3 separate regions of the Homo sapiens genome follow, and all the other regions are linked to region 3. A link is a contact called in ENCODE Hi-C or POLR2A ChIA-PET data. All regions are on one chromosome and are shown on one strand. The core of a region is the stretch at or near the end of the contact, and the rest is flanking DNA. Distances in the headings are between cores, read along the strand shown. Region 1 overlaps TTC7B (tetratricopeptide repeat domain 7B). Region 2 overlaps CCDC88C (coiled-coil domain containing 88C). Region 3 has its middle 18 kb from the start of RPS6KA5.

Evidence for each region. Hi-C counts contacts between places; a loop is a spot of excess contacts on that map. ChIA-PET counts read pairs that join two places held with the same protein, here RNA polymerase II (POLR2A). Pooled maps may share reads with other maps.
Region 1: a loop to region 3 is called in a map of breast epithelium, with 21 times the contacts of the local background. The contact joins two enhancer-like sites. A Hi-C loop is called at or near these places in 1 of 168 maps with a recorded cell type or tissue (breast epithelium). POLR2A ChIA-PET finds 5 or more read pairs at or near these places in 1 of 52 experiments (WTC11).
Region 2: a pooled map shows a loop between it and region 3 (2.5-fold over the local background). The contact joins two enhancer-like sites. A Hi-C loop is called at or near these places in 1 of 168 maps with a recorded cell type or tissue (B cell), 2 of 37 single-sample maps with no recorded cell type and 7 of 50 pooled maps. POLR2A ChIA-PET finds 5 or more read pairs at or near these places in 6 of 52 experiments (MCF 10A, activated B cell, activated CD4-positive, alpha-beta T cell and 3 more).

What each region holds. Positions count from the first base shown.
Region 1 is chr14:90,622,936-90,625,635 of GRCh38, forward strand. All of the region lies in intron 15 of TTC7B (tetratricopeptide repeat domain 7B), which reads right to left. Among named protein-coding and RNA genes, the nearest start is that of TTC7B-AS1, 18 kb to the right of the region's middle. RefSeq lists an enhancer at 2,484-2,700. Within about 2 kb of position 1,442, at least 11 of the 41 ENCODE cell types and tissues checked have a DNase peak (open chromatin) inside an H3K27ac peak, as active enhancers do.
Region 2 is chr14:91,372,349-91,375,048 of GRCh38, forward strand. The region is part of intron 3 of CCDC88C (coiled-coil domain containing 88C); the gene reads right to left. LOC107984673 (a long non-coding RNA gene) reads left to right here. Exons shown (of 2, transcript XR_001750858.2): 2 at 288-1,903. Among named protein-coding and RNA genes, the nearest start is that of CCDC88C, 44 kb to the right of the region's middle. RefSeq lists enhancers at 1-17, 1,621-1,690. Within about 2 kb of position 1,328, at least 12 of the 41 ENCODE cell types and tissues checked have a DNase peak (open chromatin) inside an H3K27ac peak, as active enhancers do.
Region 3 is chr14:91,077,230-91,079,929 of GRCh38, forward strand. It overlaps a transcript of DGLUCY not described here. Among named protein-coding and RNA genes, the nearest start is that of RPS6KA5, 18 kb to the left of the region's middle. RefSeq lists an enhancer at 1,258-1,447. Within about 2 kb of position 1,327, at least 4 of the 41 ENCODE cell types and tissues checked have a DNase peak (open chromatin) inside an H3K27ac peak, as active enhancers do.

The DNA of each region.
Region 1 (2,700 bases), core at 192-2,691, 450 kb before region 3:
CCTACGCCCCCACTCGAGCCGTGGTCAGCTTCCCCCATGTGTCACTCTCCTCCATGACCCTGGGTGTTTGCACATGCTGTTCCCTCTGTTTGGAATATTCTTTCCATCCATTTCTGCCTTTTAAGCACCTACTCATCCTTCAAGATTCAGGTCAAATAGCAACTCCTCACTGAAGCCAGCCTTAAGTAATAGGAGTTAAACCTTCCAAATGGAAACATAATTATAAAAAACACGAGAGCTCACAACTGTGAAATCATAAGCTACAAGCCAGGAAACTTCTGCTTTGAAGACAAGCAAAATAATAACAATAATAACAGCAGCTGCCAGACACTTTAAATATTTAATTCCAGATTCTTAACGACAACCCTGCAAATGAGGCTGAGTTAAGTAATTTGCCCAAATTAACACCACTAGTTATTGGTAGAATGGAAATGTAAACCCAAATCCATGTGAATAAGAAACAGAGAAGGATGATTGAAAATCCCACCATACTACTGGCACTAATGAAGATAGCGGCACTAAAGAAGATCCATTGCCAAATATTTAAAACTCCAAAATGTGCAAAGCTCTGTGCTGGCTATGTTTAATACAAAGTGGTATAAAATACAGTCCCTTGCTTACAAAAAATTTACAATCCAATTGGAGAAAAAGACTTGACCACTACTATTGGGCAGGATTTCTAGTTTTGGGCCAGATGATGGCCCTGAAACTTGAGTAGGGCTGCAGGTGAGCAGGCGTTTGGGCTACCAGGGTGTTGCTCCTGGGATCTTTCATATACAGTTCTTTAAAGAACAATCACATTTGGCTGGGCGCTGTGGCTCACGCCTGTTGTCCCAGCACCTTGGGAGGCCAAGGCAGGCAGATCACTTGAGGTCAGGTGTTTGAGACCATCCTGACCAACATGGTGAAACCCCGTCTCTACTAAGAATACAAAAATTAGCCAGACGTAGTGGCACACATCTGTAGTACCAGCTACTCAGGAGGCTGAGGCAGAAGAATTGTTTGGACCCAGGAGGCGGAGGTTGCAGTGAACCAAGATGGCGCCACTGCACTCCAGCCTGAGCGACAGAGACAGACTCTGTCTCAAACAACAAAACAAAAACAAAACAAAACAAAACCCATGAGTGTGCCTGTATGCATATGCGTGTGCGTGTATATGTGTGCATGTGTGTGTGCGCGTGCGCGTGTGTGTGTTTTGTGACTTGTCTTTCATCTAAAAGTCTGGTGCACATAAAATCTGGTTTTTTGAAGGACCTCGTTAATCAAAGTTTTACTTTTCATTAAAACAAATAGAAATACTATTTTACTGTACTTCTGGAATATTTTAAGAATCTCAAGATAACTCTTGAAATAACAACTATGTTTGGATAGGGCAGGGCTTAGAAAGAAGACACAACTGCCCCTGGGGAAGCTCTGGGGCACGCGGCATTGTGACTGTCCAGTGTTCACCTCAGGAAATGAGTCAGAGCGGCACTTGTCAGGGCCATGCTCGGTGTCTCATGCCATTCCCCAGGAAGACTTCGCTGACTCGCTGGAAACTGCTCCCAACCACTGGACATGCACCTCTAGTACCTCACACCCTAGTTTAGTTTTAGCCTTGGCCCCACCCCAGTGAGTCCCAGACTTGGGCAGGGGCCAAAGATAGAGTGAAAAGGGCAGATATTTCTGAATTCTGAGCCGTCCGAAGAACTCTCGATGAAAATAAGTTAGAGAAGTTCAGAGAAATACTAAAGTAATAATTCCCTCCCATCTTCTGTGTCAGTATAAAAAATGTGCTGATTATATCAAGGAAGAAACACACATATTAATACACAAAACCTTCACTAATTAGGTGATCCGTGAATGCTGCAGTCTTAGTAACTGCTTTAGAGGTAACATCACGGGAACCTTGAACATTTCGTATCTTGTGCTGATCTGTGTTTGCGAGCTCCTGGGCTCTGCATGCCAGGGACCTGCTCTTTCTTTGTTTATCTACTGAATGCAGGCAGGAATGCAAAATGGCTGTGCAGAAAAGCATGCGGGATCTGCCCAAGCGGGGCAGCGGCTGAGGGGGCCCTGGATACCTTCCCCATCTCTTGCTGCCTCCTGTCCAGATCGGGGGAGCTGGAGTGAGGCTGGCTGTCAAATATCCGAAGGAAAGTGAGCATCTGTCACCAGGTAAGAGAAATAATGGATCAGGCTGAAGGGGGCAGGGGGCAAGTATGTTGAAATTTTAACTTGAGAAGGCTGTTTGGCAACTGGCCAATCAGAATGGTAAGAGAAGTCAAAAGAGATGTGCCAGTAGCATGTCGTGACCGGGAGAAGGCAGATGGGAATGTGAAACCAGAGAACTCGGCTGGGAACAGAGAGTCTGAGATCAGCCCAGTGCTGCCCAAGGAGAGGGATGTCATCGAATCCATCGACCCAGGCCCTCAGCAGGGAGGAGGGATTCCTTTCAGGTTCCCATGTGGCTGGAAGGAAACTGATCGCAATTCATTTTCACCACCATTTCTGAGGGCCCACCGTATGCTGCTCTTGGAGCCACTGCTCTCCTGGCTGGGTTTCCAAAGCACCCCAATCTCAGAAGGTGTTATATCTCTGCAAACAGCAGCCTCTGGTCCCAGGCTGAGTCACTGTCACTGAAAATCAATACCGTCACTGGCCCGACCTCCGCCAGGTGAGCCTATGATGCTGGGATGACAGCTGTGCACGTCCTGGAGC
Region 2 (2,700 bases), core at 78-2,577, 300 kb after region 3:
CACCAGCAAATCCCACCAGCAAGTCTGGCACCCTAACAGAGGGATGGCAGGCACCTGAGCTGGGGGCACTGGGAGCAGAGGAGAGCGGGGAATCCAGAAAAGCTCCAAGAAGGAGGTGGCCGGAAGCTGAAATGGGAAAGAACAAGGAGCAGGTGACATCCAGGTAGATGGCAGTGGTGCGGGGGGGGGCGGGCGGGGGGGGGAGGCGTGTGTTAGTGCAGGGAGGGCTAGGAATAAAGGAAAAGGAAGACACAGAAGGTGCCCCCATCTTGTGTCTCTGGCTACAGTCCCACGATGAAGGACAACTGAGAACCAGATGTGCACAGAACCACCGTTCAGGGAGTCTGGACCCAGCCCTGTCTGCACGTTATCTAAACGGTGACAGCAGCAGCTTTGGAGTCCCCTCTGCCGGCTCCACCACCACGTTGCTGCTGGGCCTCGGCATCAAGCCCTGCCAGGTGGCCAGAAAGGCAGGTGGCCGGGCAGGCAGGCATCACTTAACCTAGCGACAATCAAGCCTGTGCCTGGCATGAAGTCAGGCCCCCGGAGGTGCTGGCTGAACCTGAGGCCTTTCCTAGCCGTCAGGTTTTGCTGGGCACTGTGCTCTCAACATGCTCCGGGGCGACACACCATCCTCCCTCCTGCTTCAACACAGGGCAGCTCTGCAGGGGGCAAACACAGGAAGCCACAGTCACCACAGTGAGCCCATAAAGGAAGACAGTCCCAGCTACCTGTGTGTGCGAGGAGTGGGGTCCATTCTAGAGATCCCCAGGAATGCACAAACCGTCCCCAGCCCCTGGGCTCAGGACCAAGGAGGAAGAACTGAGCTGGGACATCTGCTGGGGCCACCTTCTCTCTTCTCCCTCTGGCCTCAGGAGGGCCAAGAAAAACACACACGATACCAGTGCCCTATGGTGGTCTGGACTCAAGAGAGCTGGCTTGGACGCTATGCTGAGAACACTAGGGGCAGGTCTGGCCCTGGGAGCAAGTGTGCCACGGTTCATCAGTGACATCTGCCTGGGGCCAAGCAGAACTTGTGCTGGTCAAATAGCAAAGGATGAAGAGAAGGAAAAATTCTACACACATGGGAACCATGAGTCTCCAGCATGGATAAATAAGACTGTAATTACCCCTCCTTAGCCCCCACTCGCTCCTCCAAAAAAGCTTTCTGGAGGAAACAGACAGCAGAGCAGACATTTCATGCAAACTGGTCTCTTTTCATTACAGGAGTTTGCAGCAAAAGATCAGACTTCATCTAGAGAGCAAGAAACTCTCTATTCTATCACCAAGAATGTATTCTATAGCAGGAAACTGGGGGAGGGCATATCGGGACACAGTTGAAAAGCCGGGGAGGAGGAAGGTTCAGAAGTGACAAGTTTCTAATGACTAATATCTCGGCAGGAAGTGAAAATCTCAAAAGATGTTATCAACTTTGCAGCAGCTGTCCAAGTTGGGGGGTGGGCAGGGGTTGGAGGTGACCTGGCAGCCCAGCCGGTCCCCTGCCCACCCGCACCTGACAAAATCCTCTCTGTCCAGCCACACTTGCCTCCAATGCCTTCCTCAAACCCCTCCGCCGGCAATGATCACTTCCTCAGCAATCAGTGCCCCCAGGCCCCTCTCTCGTGTCCCTGCCTGAGTCCCACACAGGGAACTGAGATCCTCAGGGTCCCCAGGGCAGATGCTGGAACATGCTCACCTCTGAATCCCCCCAGGGCTCTGCACAGTGTGGCCCACAGCAGATGCCTGCCAGCTGCTGGCTAAATGGAACTGGCTGCGGGGAGGAAGGCTCTGGTGAGAACAGAGGCTTTTTGGGACCTCCAACTAAACGCACCCTCCCCCATCTACAGTGTAAAGAACACTTTATTTCGAACAGCAATAAATCAGCATGCTGCATAAACCAGGAGCTTGGCTAGACACACTGTGTCTATTACCTCTCATCCTAACTCTTGCAGGCAGTAGCAGGGTTAAGTCCACCAGGTATCTGCTAATGCAAGGTCCATTTGATCAATAGGTATTTTTCATTGCTTGGAATATTGGAGTAAATGAGAGGGCTAAAGAGGTAAATATATGTCACATGTGTGTGTTAAGAAGCAAAATAAAGGAACATAGGAGGAAGTGACAGAAAACATAGCTCTTACAGACAGGTGGTCAAAGAGGGCCCTCGATGAATCGTCAGCTGAACAAAATGCGAGTGTAGGGAGGGTGTGAGCCAGGTGGACGGGTGGAACTGGAGAATCCCAGGCAGAGGGAACAGCCAGGGGCAAGGGGTTACAGCCAGAACAGGCCGTGCAGTCCTGCTGAGCACAGAGCCTGGGGTGGCCCAACCGACCTTTGAGGCCATTCCAACAGTCTGGCAGCATCTGCAGTGGTCTCTGCAGTCAGGCTCATTCCGAAGCCTCAGGAGGCACAAGGAAGTCTCACACAAGTAACTCACTGTGATCCCAGGGGTAGTTTAAGCTTGGGTTCCAGGCACAGATGACTGGTAGTGGTTACCTAGAGTTCTGTGTTGAGAAGGATTCTGAGGCCAGATCTGGGCTCAGAGACAAAGAGGGCCAAGATCGGTCAATGGTGCCTGTCAGAGCCAGGAATGAAGATGTGGTGACACTCCCTTACGGAGCCCAATGGGACAGGCACTGTAACACGTATGTGGTATACAACATGCCGAGGGGATGTGGGCAAAACACCAGGAACTCTCTTCAC
Region 3 (2,700 bases), core at 77-2,576:
GGCAAGCAAGCAAGCAAAGAGTGGGGAGAGAGAGAAAGAGAGAGAGAGAGAGAGAAACAAAGAGGAAAGAAGAAAGCGAGGGAGGAAGGAAGGAGAGAGAGAGGCAGAGAAAAAAAGAAAGGGAGAAGGAAGGGAGGGAGGAAGGAAGGAAAGGAAGGAAGGAAGGAGAGAAAGAAAAGAAAGAAAGAAGGAGGGAGGGAGGAAGGAAGGAAGAGAGAGAGAACAAAGAAAAAACAAAAAGAGGCTGGGCACGGTGGCTCACACCTGTAATCCCAGCACTTTGGGAGGTCGAGGTGGGAGGATCACAAGGTCAATAGATCGAGACCATCCTGGCCAACATGGTGAAACCCCGTCTCTATTAAAAATACAAAAATTAGCTGGGTATAGTGGCATGCGCCTGTAGTCCCAGCTACTCAGGAGGCTGAGGCAGGCGAATCGCTTGAACCCGGGAGGCGGAGGTTGCAGTGAGCCAAGATCTTGCCGCTGCTCTCCAGCCTGGTGACAGAGCGAGACTCTGTCTCAAAAAAAAAAAAAGAGAGAGAGAAAGAGAGGAAGGGAAGGAGGAAGGAAAGAAGAAAGGAGAGAGAGAAAGAAAGAGAAAGAGGAAAGGAAGAAAGAGAGGAATGAAGGAAGAAAGGAAGGAAGGGAAGGAAGGAAGGAAGGAAGTTAGTTCCAATCATATTAACTAACTGAAATAATTTTCTTTTCATAGCAAACTATCCCCACAAACAGACTCTGCTTGTAGTGTCTTTCTGGTGCAGTAAACATTAACAGGCCTTAAAATACTAAGCTATTTTGTTTTTATTGTTATTATTATTTTTGAGACAGCTGCTCTGTCGCCCAGGCTGGAGTACAGGGACTCAATCTCAGCTCACTGCAACCTCCGCCTCCAGGGTTCAAGTGATTCTCCTGCCTCAGCCTCCCGAGTAGCTGGAATTACAGATGCCCACCACCACGCCTGGCTCCTTTTTGTATTTTTAGTAGAGACGGGGTTTCGCCATGTTGGCCAGGCTGATCTTGAACTGTTTCCATTATTTTTAAAAGGCAGTATGAATCAGTGTTAATAAAAGCTACTTTGAATGGTATGCTAATGAGCAATTAGATTGAGTTTCCCTGAAAAACTGGATTTAATAACCTTGGCCTACATTTACTTTCAAGGAACTTGGTTGTCTGCTTTGATCCTGAAAATGAAAACTTGTGGTTTTAGAAGCTACTATTTGATGGGGAGGTTGCAGTGAGGAAGAATTTTCCCCTGCAGCGGGTCTCCTTTGAGTTCTTTCCTCCCTCCATCCCCCCACGCCTTCATTCACTGTCTTTCTGTGAACCAGCATGTGCCTCATTTTGAAAACACTAGCGTGACCTCAACAACTAAGATTAAAGTAGCAGTTGTTAGAAAATAGCGTAGTCTTGTACCCTAGAGGATGTGGTAGCCCTAAATAAGCAAGAACTGTGCCACATTGAAGTTTTGGGGTTTTGGTTTTTGGTCTTCAAAGTAATTCATTTTCTCTGAAGAAAGCTGGAGAGTCAGGAAACTAAGAAAGAAATGGAGCAAAATGATCTTTAACTGTCCAGGGACAACCTCTGGTAATACTGTGGAATATTTTCTTCCAATATTTCTATTTTGTGTCTGTTTATTTATTTTTAATTTTTATTTATTTATTTATTTATTTATTTATTTATTTATTTATTTTTGAGACAGAATCTCACTCGGTCACCCAGGCTGGAATGCAGTGGCATGATCTCAGCTCACTGCAACCTCCACCTCCAGGATTCAAGCGATTCTCCTGCCTCAGCCTCCCGAGTAGCTGGAACTACAGGCACCCGCCACCATGCCTGGCTCATTTTTGTATTTTTAGTAGAGACGGTGTTTCACCATATTGGCCAGGCTGGTCTCAAACTCCTGACCTCAAGTGATCTGCCCGCCTTGGTCTCCCAAAGTGCAGGGATTACAGGCACAAGCCACCACGCCCAGCCTTATTTTGTGTTTTTTCAAAAATTTTTAACACTTGGGAATCATTCTGAGCGCAATATTATACGCTGCCCTTTTTGGCTTAACATGATATTATCAGAATTTCCCTACATCAGTAAAATGTCTTCATAAACATTGTTTCTTTCTTTTCTTTTCTTTTCTTTTTTTTTTTTTTAAGGCAGAGTCTTGCTCTGTCGCCAGGCTGGAGTGCCGTGGTGCAGTCTCGCTCACTGCAACCTCCGCCTCCCAGGTTCAAGCAATTCTCCTGCCTCAGCCTCCCAAGTAGCTGGGACTACAGGTGCCTGCCACCCCACCCGGCTAGTTTTTGTATTTTTAGTAGAGACGGGGTTTCGCCATATGGGCCGGGCTGGTCACAAACATAAACATGATTTCTAATGACTGCCTGATAGTCCATAATTTGGATTACACTAATTTCCTAACAAATCACCTACTAACAAACTTTTAAGTTCTTTAGAATATTTTATGATTATAAACAACACTGTGATGAAGAGCTTTATGCAGAAAATAATTGCTCACATATCAAATTGTTGTACTAGAAAAGATTCAGAAAAAAAGGTTTGAATGCTTTTATGGCTGTTAAAAAATTATGGTAAATATATATAACATGATATATATCATTTTAGCCATTTGTAAATGTACTATTCAGTAGCATTAAATGCATTTAAAATGTTGTATCACCATCACCCTATCTACACCCAAAACATTCTGTC